2 separate regions of the Homo sapiens genome follow, and region 1 is linked to region 2. The links are chromatin contacts, found by Hi-C or POLR2A ChIA-PET in ENCODE. All regions are on one chromosome and are shown on one strand. Each heading gives the region's core, a stretch centred on a gene start or an enhancer-like site at or near the end of the contact. The rest is flanking DNA. Distances are from core to core; before and after follow the strand shown.

Region 1 (6,618 bases), core at 109-2,608, 250 kb before region 2:
AGTTGAAGCTCTCTAAACTCTCCACACTGACTCAGAGTGAAAGTGCTAATAATGACCTAAAGCCGTGCCCTATGGCCCCCTTTCCTCTTGACTTCGCTTTTCATGCACTCTGCTCCAGCCATACTGGCCTCCTTGGGCTTCCCAGAACACGCGAAGCAGGACCCAGGTTAGGGCCTTTGAACTGGCTTTGTTTGTCCGTGGGATTCCCCATGAACATCTCATGGCTGCTCCCTCTCTTCCCTCAAGTCTCCCCTCAGATGTCCCCTTCTCAGAGACATCAGCCTGTAGAAAGGAGCACTTCCTTCCCCCACTTTCCTGCGTGATGTTTCTCCATGATGCCTGCTTCCTACATATGTAGAGTCTGTCTCACTCCGGAGAAGGCTACCTCCAAGAGGACAGGTGACTGGCCCTTGATTTCATTAATTGTCACAATCCTATGCCGGACACATGGTTGGTGTTCAACAAATATTTGCGGAATTAAAGAACAAATTAATAATGTTGTGAGATAAATACTCTGTGCCCATTTTTCTTTACTTTTTAATATATTTTTTAAATCTAGAGAGACAGGGTCTCCCTATGGTCCCCAGGATGGCCTCAAAACTCCTCCTGCCTTGGCCTCCTTGGCTGGGATTACTGGACTACTACTGTGCCACCATGCCTGGCTCTTCTTTTCCTTTTACTATGCCCATTTTAAAGGTGAGGAAAACTGAGACTCAGAAATGTTCCCAAGGGCACACAGTGAGTGGTGGCTGCCTTCAGGTTGGTCTGACTCCAGTGCCCAAGCCTTTCTCAGGAGTGGTGTGTTGCCCATCAGCCATTATATCCATGACATCAACTGGCATAAGATATGTTCTTATATGAAAATTAATTTTAGAAGTGAGTGTCACGAAATATTGACCTTCTCTAAGGAACTAGTTCTTATAGTCAAAAAGGAGGAACTTATGTAAATTTTCCCTTTCAGGGCCAGCCCCAGGAAGTTCAGAGCCTAATGTGGTGTTCATTCTATTAATTTTTTCTTACCCTGGGACTTTTTTCTTTCTTTCATTTATGTTAACCTAATCACCAGCTGCTTCCTGTTCCTTAGGAAATAGCTAAGTCGTACATGACACTTTTGGGGTTCCAGTGTGCCCGGCATGGGTTTTCTTTCATTGGGCAGGCACTAGGTGGGCTTTTCAGCCTGAAGACGCATGTTTCTCATCAGAGTGAGAATGATCTCTGATCATTCTCCTTCTTCCATTTCTTGGGTTCTCTCTTCCTGGCACTCCTATTGGTTAGCTTTTGGGCCTCTTGGATTGCCTGGCTGTGTCTCTGTGGCAAAGACTACTCATTATCCAAAATCCAATGAGCCCTTCTTCCCCAAGAACATGGTGGAACTGCATGTCCCAGCCTCCCTTGCAGTAGGCATGGTCATGTGACTAAGTTTCCACCAATAGAATGTGAGGAGGTGATGTATGTGACTTCTGGTCTTTGGCCTTAGGAAGTAGGCCAGCTTCATACTCTCCATTCCTGCTGGCTGGAGATCCCCACAACAGATTCAAACGTGCAGGTGACAAACGGTGCCCTACCGATGGCAGAAAAGTGATGAGGAAGGGCCCTTGGTCCCTGAGCAATGAGAGAAGCAGAGCTGCCTCCCTAACTACCACCATTTCACTTGAACATGTCTCTTCTTTTGTTTATTTATTTATTTGTTTTTTGCAGACACGTCTCTTCTTTTTTTTTTTTGAGATAGAGTCTCACTCTGTCCCAGGCTGGAGTGCTGTGGCACAATCTCGGCTCACTGCAACCTCTGCCTTCTGGGTTCAAGTGATTCTCCTGCTTCAGCCTCCCAAGTAGCTGGGATTACAGGCATGCGCCACCATGCCTGGCTAATTTTTGTATTTTTAGTAGAGACGGGGTTGGCCAGGATGGTCTCACACTACTGACCTCATGATCCACCCACCTTGGCCTCCCAAAGTGCTGGGATTACAGGTGTGAGCAACTGCGCCCGGCCGACACGTCTCTTCTTTAAGCCGCCACTTATTGGATCTCTATGTTAGAGCGGCAGTCTCATATATTTTCTCTCATATTTTCTTCTCCACCCCTACACCTTCTGGGAGTTCTATTTTCTGGGATAATTAATTAATTAATCAATTTTTGAGATGGGGTCTCACTCTGTCCCAGGCTGGAGTGCAGTGGAGCGATCTTGGCTCACTGCAACCTCTGCCTCCTGGGTTCAAGCTATTCTCCTGCCTCAGCTTCCTGTCTCAAACTCCTGACCTCGTGATCCACCTGCCTTGGCCTCCCAAAGTGCTGGGATTACAGGCGTGAGCCACCGCGCCCAGCTTTATTTATTTTTTAAATTTTTTATTCTTGAGACAGAGTCTCACTCTGTCACCCAGGGTGGAGTGCAGTGGCATAATCTTGGCTCATGGCAACCTCCGCCTCCCGGGTTCAAGCGATTTTCCTGCCTCAGCCTCCCAAGTAGCTGGGATTACAGACGCCTGCCACCACACCTGGCTAATTTTTGTATTTTTAGTAGATGGGGTTTTGCTACGTTGGCCAGGCTGATCTCGAACTCCTGACCTCAGGTGATCCGCCTGCCTTGGTCTCCCAAAGTGCTGGGATTACAGGCATGATCCACCACACCTGGCAGTTTTCTGGGATAATTTATTAACTTTTTATTACAACACTTCCTGTTTGTGTTTGTACAGATGAGGCCTTGCTATATTACCCAGGCTGGTCTTGAACTTCTGGCCTCAAGCCATTCTCCTTGGCCTCCCAAACTGCAGGAATTACAGGAGTGAGCTACTGTGCCCAGCTTCTTTATTCTAATGCTTTTAGTAATTCAGTATCATAGCTTTAATTTCTAAGAATTCAGTCTTTGCTCTATTTATTTATTTATTTGAGATGGAGTCTCACTCTGTCGCCCAGGCTGGAGTGCAGTGGTGTGATCTTGGCTCACTGCAACCTCCTCCTCCTGGGTTCAAGCGATCCTCCTGCCTCAGCTCCCAGAATAGCTGGGACTACAGGTGCCTGCCACCACACCCGGCTAAATTTTTTTTTGTATTTTTAGTAGAGACAGGGTTTCACCTTGTTGGTCAGGCTGGTCTCGAACTCCTGTCCTTAGGTGATCCACCTGCCTCAGCCTCCCAAAGTGCTGGGATTACAGGCGTGAGCCACTGTGCCTGGCCTCTTTCTTTTTTATAACACCCTGTTTTTATTGTAACATAGTGTAGCAATTTTTTTTTTCTTTGAGATGGAGCCTTGCTCTGTCGCCCAGCTGGAGTGCAGTAGTGGATCTCGGTTTAACTGCAACGTCCGCCTCCCGGGCTCAAATGATTCTCCTGCCTCAGCCTCCCGAGTAGCTGGGATTATAGGCACCTGCCACTGTGCCCAGCTAATTTTTGTATTTTTAGTAGAGACAGCGATTCACCATGTTGGCCAGGCTGGTTCGAACCCCTGACCCCAGGTGATCAGCCCACCTCGGCCTCCAAAATGCTGGGATTACAGGTGTGAGCCACTGCACCTGGCCAGCAATATCTTTTTTTTTTTTTTTTTTTTTTTTTTGGGGAAAGAGTCTTGCTCTGTCGCCCAGGCTGGAGTGCAGTGGCGCGATCTCGGCTCACTGCAAGCTCCGCCTCCTGGGTTCATGCCATTCTCCTGCCTCAGCCTCCCGAGTAGCTGGGACTACAGGCGCCCGCCATCACGCCTGGCTAATTTTTTTGTATTTTTAGTAGAGACGGGGTTTCACCATGTTAGCCAGAATGGACTCGATCTTCTGATCTCATGATCCACCTGCCTCTGCCTCCCAAAGTGCTGGGATTACAGGCGTGAGCCACCGTGCCTGGCCCATCTTTTTTTTTTTTTTTAATATGGGGTCTTGCTCTGTCACCCAGGCCAGAGTGCAGTGGCATGAGCACAGCTCACTGCAGCCTCAAATACCCAGGCTCAAGTGATCCTCCCACCTCAGCCTCCAGAGCAGCTGAAATTACAGGCACGTGCTACCACGCCCTGCCCAGCTAATTTTTTTTTGGAAGCAGCACCTTCATTTATTAGGGACTTCGGTGGGGATGGGGAAAGGCGGCCCCCGGGTCAGAGGCGCCGGAAGAAGAGCTTGGAGCCGTGGTCTAACGTGCACTCGCTGGGGCCCAGCTGGCTCCCGCCCAGCTCTTTTTTTTTTTTTTTTTTTTTTTTTTTGAGATGGAGTCTCACTCTGTCGCCCAGACTGGAGTGCAGTGGCGCAATCTTGGCTCACTGCAACCTCTGCCTCCCGGGTTTAAGCGATTCTCCTGCCTCAGCCTCGAGTAGCTGGGATTACAGGCACCCGCCACCACACCTGGATAATTTTTGTGTTTTTAGTAGAGATGAGGTTTCACCATGTTGGCCAGGCTGGTCTCGAACTCCTGACCTCAGGTGATCCACCTGCCTCGGCCTCCCAAAGTGCTGGGATTACAGGCATGAGCTACTGTGCCCAGCCCCGCCCAGCTAATTTTTTAATTTTTTGTAGAGACAGGATCTCACTATGTTGCCAGGGCTGGTTTCAAACTCCTGGTCTCAAGCGATCCTCCCGCTTTGGCCTCCCAAAGTGCTGGGATTACAGGGGTGAGCCTCGTGCCTGGCCTGAAGCAGCATTTTCTCAAATGTCTTTAAAAATACCAGATTTTTTTTTTTCTTTTTCTTTTTTTCTTTTCTTTTCTTTTCTTTTCTTTTCTTTTTTTTTTTAAGACGGAATCTCGCTCTGTCGCCCAGGCGGGAGTGCAATGGCGCGATCTCACTGCAAGCTCACTGCAAGCTCCGCCTCTCGGGTTCATGCCATTCTCCTGCCTCAGCCTCCTGGTAGCTGGGACTACAGGCGCCCGCCACCACGCCCGGCTAATTTTTTTTGTATTTTTAGTAGAGATGGGGTTTCACCATGTTAGCCAGAATGGACTCCATCTCCTAACCTCATGATCCACCTGCCTCTGCCTCCCAAAGTGCTGGGATTACAGGCGTGAGCGATCGCACCCAGCCTCTTTTTCTTTACGTAAATTCTGTTTCCTCCAGGATTACTTTTCTTTTCTTTTTCTTTTTTTTTTAAATTTTTTTGAATGTACTTAGGATGCATTTGGCTACAAATAACTAAACATCCGACTTACAGGAAGCTCACAGAAGGGGGTGGCTGGGATTCAGGGCCCCTTGATCAGGCATTTGCGATGCCTTGGGATCCCATGCTCTTCCTCCCATTCCTCCTCTGCAATCCTGCAATGTTTCCATCCTGGGGCCAGTTCCTCTCAGAGTTACAGGATGTATCCTTAATCATGGCTTGTGGGAGGCAGAAGTTACTGCCCCCGGGTTCTCTTTTAATTAAAAGGAAGAAGCCTTTCTTAGAAGCCTCCCTTCCTTTTATCTTAGTGGCTAGAACTGGGGCATGTACCCTTTCCTAATGCAATCGTGGGCAGAAGGGGAGTGGTTACTTTAGACTGGTCAGACTTTGCTGGAGCTGAAGAAGGAAGGGGTCAGTGCCCAGGATGTGTATGCTGGTGGGCACCTGAACAAACTGGGGTACTTTTAGGAAAGAAGGAGGCAGAATGGATGATGGGGTTGGTTTATCTTGGTGCTTTCCTTTCATGTTGCAGGGTTTCTTTGAATGTTGTTGATATTTCTTCCAGGCGTGACGGCTCATGCCTGTAATCCCAGCAGTTTGGGAGGCCGAGGTGGGTGGAATCTCTTGCGCTCAGGAGTTCCAGACCAGCCTGGGCAATATAGGGAGACCTCTGTCTCTACAAAAATTAGCCAGGCGTAGCGGTGTGCACCTCCCAGTTTTGCTGGGAGGATTACTTGAGCCCAGGAAGTTGAGTTGAGGCTGTAGTGAGCTGTGGTCTCACCACTGTATTCCAGCCTGGGTGACAGAGTAAAACCCTGTCTCAAAAAAAAAAAAAAAAAAAAGGTTGATATTTCTTTCAAGTCCCATCATACTTCAGAGTGAGCCAATAAGAGGCTGACTGGGGCTTTTGGTACCAGAGTAGAGCTTTCCAACTTGAGGGTTGGACTTTCATATCAAGTGTGAGAATAAACTAAAGACCTATTTAGGTGCAAGATTACTTTGGGCACGGTGGCTCACGCCTGTAATCCCAGCACTTTGGGAGGCTGAGGGGTGACGATCACCTGAGGTCAGTAGTTCGAGACCAGCCTGGCCAACATGGCGAGACCCCGTCTCTACTAAAAATACAAAAATTAGCCAGGCATGGTGGCGCCTGCCTGTAATCCCACCTACTAGGGAGGCTGAGGCAGGAGGATCGCTTGAACCTGGGAGGCAGAGTTTGCAGTGAGCCGATATTGCCCCACTGCACCCCAGCCTAGGTGACAGAGTGAGACAAAAAAAAAAAGCAAAGTTCACCTTTTTATTAGGGAGCTTTCTTTGGATGTGACTTGAAAATGTGCTCCTGCAAAATTAAGAGGGTAAATCACAAAAGAGAAGGGTGCAGACTACAGGAAATAGGAGATCCCACCCAAGAGAGAAATAACCACTGGTCCCAAGATGTAGCAGTGTAGCAACAGGGAGTGGGAGGGGAGAAGGAAGGTCACACTGGAGCAAGGAATTAGTGAAGCAATTAGAAACTCTAGGTAAAATTAAAAGAGATGTATTGTAGTAAATTTACT
Region 2 (7,504 bases), core at 3,350-5,849:
AGGAATGCCTGTGCTTTTGCCCTCCCAGCCAAGCAACTCTGGCCTTCATCTCCCTTCTCCTTAGCACTTCTCATCATCTTTTTGTTTTGTTTGAGACAGGGTCTCGCTCTGTCACCCAGGCTGGAGTGCAGTGGTGCAATCATGGCTCACTGCAGTCTCAAATTCCTGGGCTCAAGTGATCCTCCCTCCTCAGCCTCCCGAGTAGCTGGGCCCACAGGTGCACATCACCATGGTGAGACAATTTTTAAAACTTTTTGTAGAAATGGGGTCTTGCCACATTTCCCAGGCTGGACTCAAACTCCTGGCCTCAAGCGATCCTCCTGCCTTGGCCTCCCAAATCACTGGGATTACAGCTGTGCGCTGCTGTGCCCCCCTCACCATCTTTTATTTTTTTATTTTTATTTTTTTAAGATGGAGTTTTGCTCTTGTTGCCTAGGCTAGAGTGCAATGGCTGGATCTCAGCTCACCACAACCTCCACCTCCCGGGTTCAAGCAATTCTCCTGCCTCAGCCTTCTGAGTAGCTGGGATTACAGGCATGCGCCACCACGCCTGGCTAATTTTGTATTTTTAGTAGAGACAGGGTTTCTCCATGTTGCTCAGGCTGGTCTCGAACTCCCGACCTCAGGTGATCTGCCCGCCTGGCCTCCCAAAGTGCTGGGATTACAGGCTAGAGCCACCATGTCCATCACTATCTTTAAGCAATGCTCCCTCTCCCACCTGAGCCAGAACTCCCTTTCCCAACTGTTATATAGCTGAAACAATTGGAACACTGCCTGGTACATAGTAAGGGTACAGAAATGCTACCTTTGTTATTATTATTCTCCCATCTGTACCCAGGACTCCTTCCACAGTTCCCAGCAGCCTCTCTCCCATCCATCCCCAGCGTGTACCTCTCCGGTCCTCCCACCCCCATCCCCTTGCTGTCGCCTCACCTGGGCTGGTCACCGTAGTGGTAACAGTTGTCGTGGTGATGATGGTGGTCGTCGTCTCCTCCTCTCCTCCCTCAGGCCCAAGGGGAGGCCCTGGGGAGGCAGGGCTGGGTGGGGGTGGGGCTGTGGTTCCTGGGGGCGGGGTCAGCAGTTCTGGCGCAGTGGGGCCTGCCCCCCTGACCCCGTTAGGGGTGACGGCTGTTGTCAGAGGCCCTGTCCCCGGCTCAGTGGCCCGTGGCAGGGAGGGCACTGCGAGAGTCTGGCCGGCCGGAGGGGTGGCTAGCGTGGGGTCCCGATCAGATCCTGGGACAGTGCAGGGAATATCAGAGCACAGGAGGAGCACATGGAGGACCTTGGGTGGGGAGCAGGGCTGAGGGAAGCTAGGGGTTCCCCTGCCATACCACAAAAGCCTCCCGCACAAGGTACAGCACCCCCCACCTTTCCCTTCCCCACCCCAGCCCCTACCTCCTCCCAAGGCTTCCACAGCCTGAGTCCCCCCTCTTTCTCTTCTGGTCCCTTCTCTCCACCCAGCCCCTTCCACCCTGATACTCCTCTCCCTGAGCCTCTCTCTCTGCCTCCTCACTCAGATCACGTTCTCTCTCTGGTTATCTCCTCTCTCCTCTGTCTCATTCTCTCTCGAACTCTTTATTTCCCCATTTCCCTGTTTAGTATTCTGATTGCACTCTGATTTCATGATTCGAGATCCACTAGTTTTTGTGTTTCATTCTCTCTGTCTCTGTCTTCCACCATTTCTCTGAGTCTGGTTCTCTGAATTTCCATCTCTGTTTCTATGTGTCTGTTTTTCTGTCTGACTGTCACCTAATCATTCTGTCTCTGTCTCTCTGGTTCTGTCTGTGCCCAGGTTTGACTTTCTCTGACAGTCTCGTTCTGTGTTCCCTGAATCTCACAGGAATGCAGGCTCTTTCCTCTGCAGTCTCTCTCTGCCTGCTCTTCTCTAGCCTGGCTCCCCATCTCCCTGAGCCCATATCCCTCCCTCTGCCTCTAGGCCACTCCTGCCACTCTGGGGGCCTCACCTGGCAGGTAGCCCATCTCTGGGCCCCTCCTCAGCAGGGCCCCATGAAGCAGTTCAGCCAGGGCCTCAGAGGCCACCGTGGGGGTCTCACTTCCAGGCTCTGGCAATATCTCCTCCTCCTTCAGGGGCAGACCTAGGAGGTGAAGTTGTGTGAGCTTCTCCACTTCCCCACACCCCTTCCTTCTCCAGAGAGATATTTTCTAGAACTCTTCCTCCCTCCTCCATCAGCTGGGCCTGCAGGGGCTCAGATGGTCCCAGGCTCGACTGAGGGCCAAGATCGGAGGAGGGGCTCCCAGCTGCCCTCATACTCCCACTCCCACACCTCTTCTCTCCCCTCCCCTCTCCCTTCTCCCTGGGCTGTGTGGGCCTTCATTGAACACCTTAGCTCTTATGGACCCTGGACAGCGCCAGCAAGGCAGAGGGGTCGCCGGTGCTGCCTTCCCTTTCACCTCAGTGGTGATCTCCCCCCAACCCTGGGGCTCTGCAGAGGATCTGGCCGCACCTCCCAGCCCTTGCTTCCGCAGTGCCTGGCTTTCTCTCTGGGTTTCTGTCTCTGCAGTGTGGCTGTCTTTTCTCTCTCTCTCTCTCTCTCTCTCCCCCCCACCCTCTCTCTCTCTGGTCCTCTGCAGTCTCTGCCTCCTTCCCTGGAGTCTGGCTGGGGGTCAGAGTGGGGGACTGAAAATCTGGTCTTTGAGCCCTGCCTCTGCTCATCTGTCTTTGTCCATTCATCCAAGAACAGTTGTGTGTACAGCGCCTGGCATCTCTCTCAGCACCTCCATCTCCCACCCAGGTCCCTCCATGCTTCTGCCGCCTCCGCAGACATCCCCCCAACTTTCCCAGCCCTCCTTCTTGGATCTAGCCCCTGAGACACTGCTAAAAGCTTCTCTCATTCATTTCTCTGCCTTCTCAATATTGAGGGTTAAGGGGCTTCGGGTTCAAGCCTGAAAGCTCTGGCTTGCCCCTTCCCCATCAGCTGTGCCTCTCCCCTCCCCCATGTGCTCGGAAGACCCAGGATATTAAGAGAAAGGAGGGTGGAGGACCCCGCTGGACGCCTTCCTGGGGCCCACCCCCACAGTCTCATGTCCTTACCCTGGATCCAGGGACAGCTCAGCAGAATTAGGAACAGCAGCTGGGGAGGCGGCGGGTGCTGGGCCCTGGGAGTCCCCATGGCGACTCACCCCGATCTCTCTCCTCTGTGCCTCTCTAAGTAATCTGGCTGCCACCTTTCCTCCGTCTCCGTTTATCTTTCCCTTTAATTGTTTTTTTTTTTTTTTTTTTTTTCCTCGTAGGAGTCAGCAAAGAAAGACAATTTCTCTGCCCCTTGGGATGGAGGGGCAGAATTGGGCTAGGGGTCGCCTGGAGCCCACCCCCCTTTGCTCAGTCTCCTCTGTCCTCTTCTCGCGGCTCTGTGGTGGAGGGGGCGCGGCTCCGGCTGCAGGGGGTGGGGCCGAGAGGGCCGAAGGGGCCGGGTGGCCTGGGTTACCCTCCTGCTCAGGCGCCTGGGTCCACTGGGCTGTCTGGACCCCAAGCTAGGGGACTGGGGAGGAGAAAGACAGCTTCTGGGGGTTTAGGGTGGGGTCGAGGATCGAGGGGGTCTCCACTGGGCTCTAGCGGGGCTTGTCGGGGAGGGGAAGGGGTGGGTTGGGGAACTGGGAGAGCCGAAGCTCGGGCACTGGAGCTGCGGGAGGGAGAAGCTGAGAAAGGTATCGAGCCCACGTCAGATCCTGGGGACGGGCGGAGGGAGGGGCCTGGGATTTATTTGACGGGGAGGGAGGAGGAGGAAGTGCAGATGGAGGAGGGAGGGATCATACGAGCCAGGGCCGTAATCCTCACTCCCGCGGCCCCTAGGGGAGGCAAAGGAAACTCTCTGGTCCCAGCAGTAATTAGCCCCCTCCGCCTGCCATTCCAGCACATCTGGAATCTGAATCTCCTCTTCCCAGGGTGCCGAGGGGCTGCATAGCTTGGTTCGCGCCTGCTAGGCCCCCAATTATGCCCCCTGTTCACATTCAGACCTCCCAAGGGGCTTCCCTTCCCCTTTTACAGTAGCTCGGGTGGAATGGGCTCTCCCTCCTCCAGGGGAATAGAGAGCTTCCACGATTGTGACAAGTCTCGTGGGTGACGGGCCGGGGTTTGGGGAGGAGAGACAGACCCCTCCTCTTCCATAAACCCTGACCCCGGCCAGCTAACAGGCGGCCTCGGCTCTGATTTTCCCTCCGGAGCGCCCTTTTCAGCACCAGCGGCGCGCGGACAGCTCCCCTCGCCCCGCCGGGGCGGGCCCGGCCCGACGCCGCCCGCGATTGGCTGAGGCCGCTTTCGGTGTTTGCCAGGCTCGCGGGCTCCCGGGCTGCCTAGGGCCAGCGGGAGTCACAGGCCGACCGACCGACGGACCAGCCGCCCGACGGACTGGCCTCAGCATCCTTGCCCGCAGTCCCGGGCGCCTGCCCAGCCGTCAGTCCGCGCTCGCCCCGCCCCTCAGGCCCCGCCCCTCAGGCCCCGCCCGATACGACCCGCCCCTTCTTTCGCATTGCGGGACGGCTGGAGGCTGGCACCGTGGCCCCTGCGCCCCACGTGGCGCCCTTTCCGGGCGGGGGGGGTGGGGAGGCACCTCCAGCGACAACTCTCCCCCCTCCCCCGGCACCCGGCTGATTTGCTGTGCCACTGGGAGGGTTCGGGGGTGGCTGAGCTGAGAGGGCTCCGGGAAGGAGTGACGTCAGGGTGAGTGGGAGCCCAGGAAGGAGCGAGTAGGAGAGAGGGAGCGAGAGCCAGGCAGGACCGCAGGGTCGGGGCTAGTGAGGAGCGAGGGCAAGGAGAGAGCAGTGAGGCCGGAGAGAAAGAAGCTGCCGCGGAGGAAGACAGGCTGCGGGTTCCCGGGACTGCAGGTCCAGGCAGGGTAGGAACCGCTGCCCAGGGGAGCTAGGAGGAAGCGGGGAGAGAGAGCGAGCGAAAAGCGGGGGTGGGGAGGAAAGGGGGAGATTGAGGTGGGAGAGAGAAGCAGAGCGAGAGAGAGGAGGCTGCTGGAAGGAGAAAGAAGAGGGTGAGGAGGCGACAGAGGGAGAGGAGGAAGAAGAGGTAGAAGGAGAGAGAAAGGGGAGAGAAAGGAGAGAGGAGGGTTGGAGGTGCATGAAGGAGGGGAGAGGGAGCTTCAGCGTGGAGAGAGGACCGCGGAAGGAGAGAGAGACAGCCCAGAGTGGAATGTGGAAGGGAAACAGTCCAGCGGGGAGCCAGGGGGCAGCCATGGAAGGGACAGGTGGGGAGCTGGGGGGACAGGGGAACTGGGGTCCGGAGGACGCCCCAGGCCTCTTGGCCAGGGCCTCCCTGATCATGCTCCCGTGGCCACTACCCCTGGCCTCCTCGGCCCTCACCTTGCTCTTCGGGGCCCTCACTTCCCTGTTCCTCTGGTACTGCTACCGCCTGGGCTCCCAAGACATGCAGGCCCTAGGGGCTGGGAGCCGAGCTGGGGGTGTTCGTGGTGGGCCTGTGGGATGCTCGGAGGCCGGCGGGCCAAGCCCAGGGGGTCCTGGGGATCCCGGGGAAGGACCTAGGACGGAAGGCCTAGTGAGCCGGCGGCTTCGGGCCTACGCAAGGCGCTACTCCTGGGCTGGGATGGGTAGAGTGAGGCGGGCAGCTCAGGGTGGCCCAGGCCCTGGGAGAGGGCCAGGGGTCCTAGGTATTCAGCGCCCAGGCCTGCTTTTCCTACCAGACCTGCCTTCAGCCCCCTTTGTGCCGCGGGACGCCCAGCGGCACGACGTGGAGCTCCTGGAGAGCAGCTTCCCTGCCATTTTGCGGGACTTCGGGGCTGTGAGCTGGGACTTCTCAGGGACTACCCCTCCGCCTCGGGGCTGGTCCCCACCTCTGGCCCCCGGGTGCTACCAGCTCCTGCTGTACCAAGCAGGCCGGTGCCAACCCAGCAACTGCCGCCGGTGCCCGGGGGCCTATCGGGCACTGAGGGGGCTTCGAAGCTTTATGAGTGCCAACACCTTCGGCAATGCCGGCTTTTCCGTTCTCCTGCCTGGGGCCCGGCTCGAGGGCCGCTGTGGGCCCACCAATGCCCGGGTCAGATGCCATCTGGGTAAGTAGCTGCCGCCTACTGACAACCTCCTTGCCTCGATGATTTCCCCCCCAGACCCTTCTCTCCGCCAGAGCCGTCTGCTGTCTGGTTCTCATTGTGCCTCTCTTCTTCCATGGCTCCCTGTTGCCACCCACAGCAGCATTTCCTCAGCCTCGGTTATCTGCACACCACCTTCATAAGCTTTGCCGTGGTCATTCCCATCTGTACTGCGTTTCTTCACCTTGGCTCTCCCCCCGACCTTTTGTTCTACGTATTTAAAAGAAATATTTATAGCACTATCAGTATTACTTGCCCTAAATAGTACTCATAAAAAGCCTGGACAACACAGTGAGACCTTGTCTCTACAAATAATAAAACAATTAGCCGGGCGCGGTGGCCCATGCCTATGGTCCCAGCTACTGGAGAGGGTGAGGTGGGAGGTTCACTGGAGCTCAGCAGTTTGAGGCTGCAGTGAGCTGAGATTGTGCTACTGCACTCCAGCCTGGGTGACAAGAAAGTACTCATAAACACAAGCTGAAATTTAAAAAAGAAAGCTTTCAACAGTCTAGAACATTCTAGTTAAGTGCTCTAGTCTCTCTGATCCTGAAGCCTACACTTTTTTCTTTTTTGAGGAGTCTCGCTCTGTCGCCCAGGCGAGAGTGCAGTGGCACGATCTTGGCTCACTGCAAGCTCCACCTCCCGGGTTCATACCATTCTCCTGCCTCAGCCTCCCGAGTATCTGGGACTACAGGCACCTGCCACTACACCTGGCTAATTTTTTTTTATTTTGTATTTTTAGTGAAGACAGGGTTTCACCATGTTAGCCAGGATGGTCTCCATCTCCTGACCTCGTGATCAATCCGCCTCGGCCTCCCAAAGTGCTGGGATTACAGGCATGAGCCACCGTGCCTAGCCCTACACCTTCTTTTTTAAAAGGGTTGGTGGGGTGTCAAAGTTACAGTAGCACCAAACTGAGATTTTTTCTTTTTCTTTTTTTTTTTTTTTTGAGACAGGGTCTCACTCTGTCACCCAGGCTGGAGTGCAGTGGCACAAACATGGCTCACTACAGCCTTAACCTCCTGAGATCAAAGGATCCTCTCACCTCAGCCTCCTGAGTAGCTGGGACCACAGGTGCCCACCACCATGCTTGGCTGATTTTTTAAAAATTTACGTAGGCCAGGCGCGGTGGCTCACGCCTGTAATCCCAGCACTTTGGGAGGCTGAGGCAGGCGGATCACCTGAGGCTGGGAGTTCGAGACCAGCTGACCAACATGGAGAAATCCTGTCTCTACTAAAATTACAGAAAATTAGCTGGGTGTGGTGTCGCATGCCTGTAATCCCAGCTACTCGGGAGGCCGAGGCAGGAGAATCACTTGAACTCGGGAGGCGGAGGTTGCAGTGAGCCGAGATCACAACATTGCACTCCAGCCTGGGCAACAAGAGCGAAACTTCATCTCAAAAACAAGAAAAAAAAATTGTGTAAAGACAGGCTG

The links. Hi-C counts contacts between places; a loop is a spot of excess contacts on that map. ChIA-PET counts read pairs that join two places held with the same protein, here RNA polymerase II (POLR2A). Pooled maps may share reads with other maps.
Region 1: a loop to region 2 is called in a pooled map, with 2.2 times the contacts of the local background. The contact joins the enhancer-like site here to the promoter of ASPHD1 in region 2. A Hi-C loop is called at or near these places in 1 of 50 pooled maps. POLR2A ChIA-PET finds 5 or more read pairs at or near these places in 4 of 52 experiments (AG04449, WTC11, activated CD4-positive, alpha-beta T cell and 1 more).

The regions. Positions count from the first base shown.
Region 1 is chr16:29,644,458-29,651,075 of GRCh38, forward strand. No RefSeq gene overlaps it. Among named protein-coding and RNA genes, the nearest start is that of SPN, 15 kb to the right of the region's middle. RefSeq lists enhancers at 124-393, 1,291-1,585. Within about 2 kb of position 1,359, at least 5 of the 41 ENCODE cell types and tissues checked have a DNase peak (open chromatin) inside an H3K27ac peak, as active enhancers do.
Region 2 is chr16:29,895,889-29,903,392 of GRCh38, forward strand. It overlaps ASPHD1 (aspartate beta-hydroxylase domain containing 1), which reads left to right and starts at 4,600. Exons shown (of 3, transcript NM_181718.4): 1 at 4,600-6,032. The coding sequence starts at 5,084. SEZ6L2 (seizure related 6 homolog like 2) reads right to left here and starts at 3,662. Exons shown (of 18, transcript NM_001243332.2): 1 at 3,053-3,662; 2 at 1,965-2,096; 3 at 934-1,233. The coding sequence starts at 3,131. RefSeq lists enhancers at 3,560-3,854, 5,621-6,325 and a silencer at 4,218-4,647.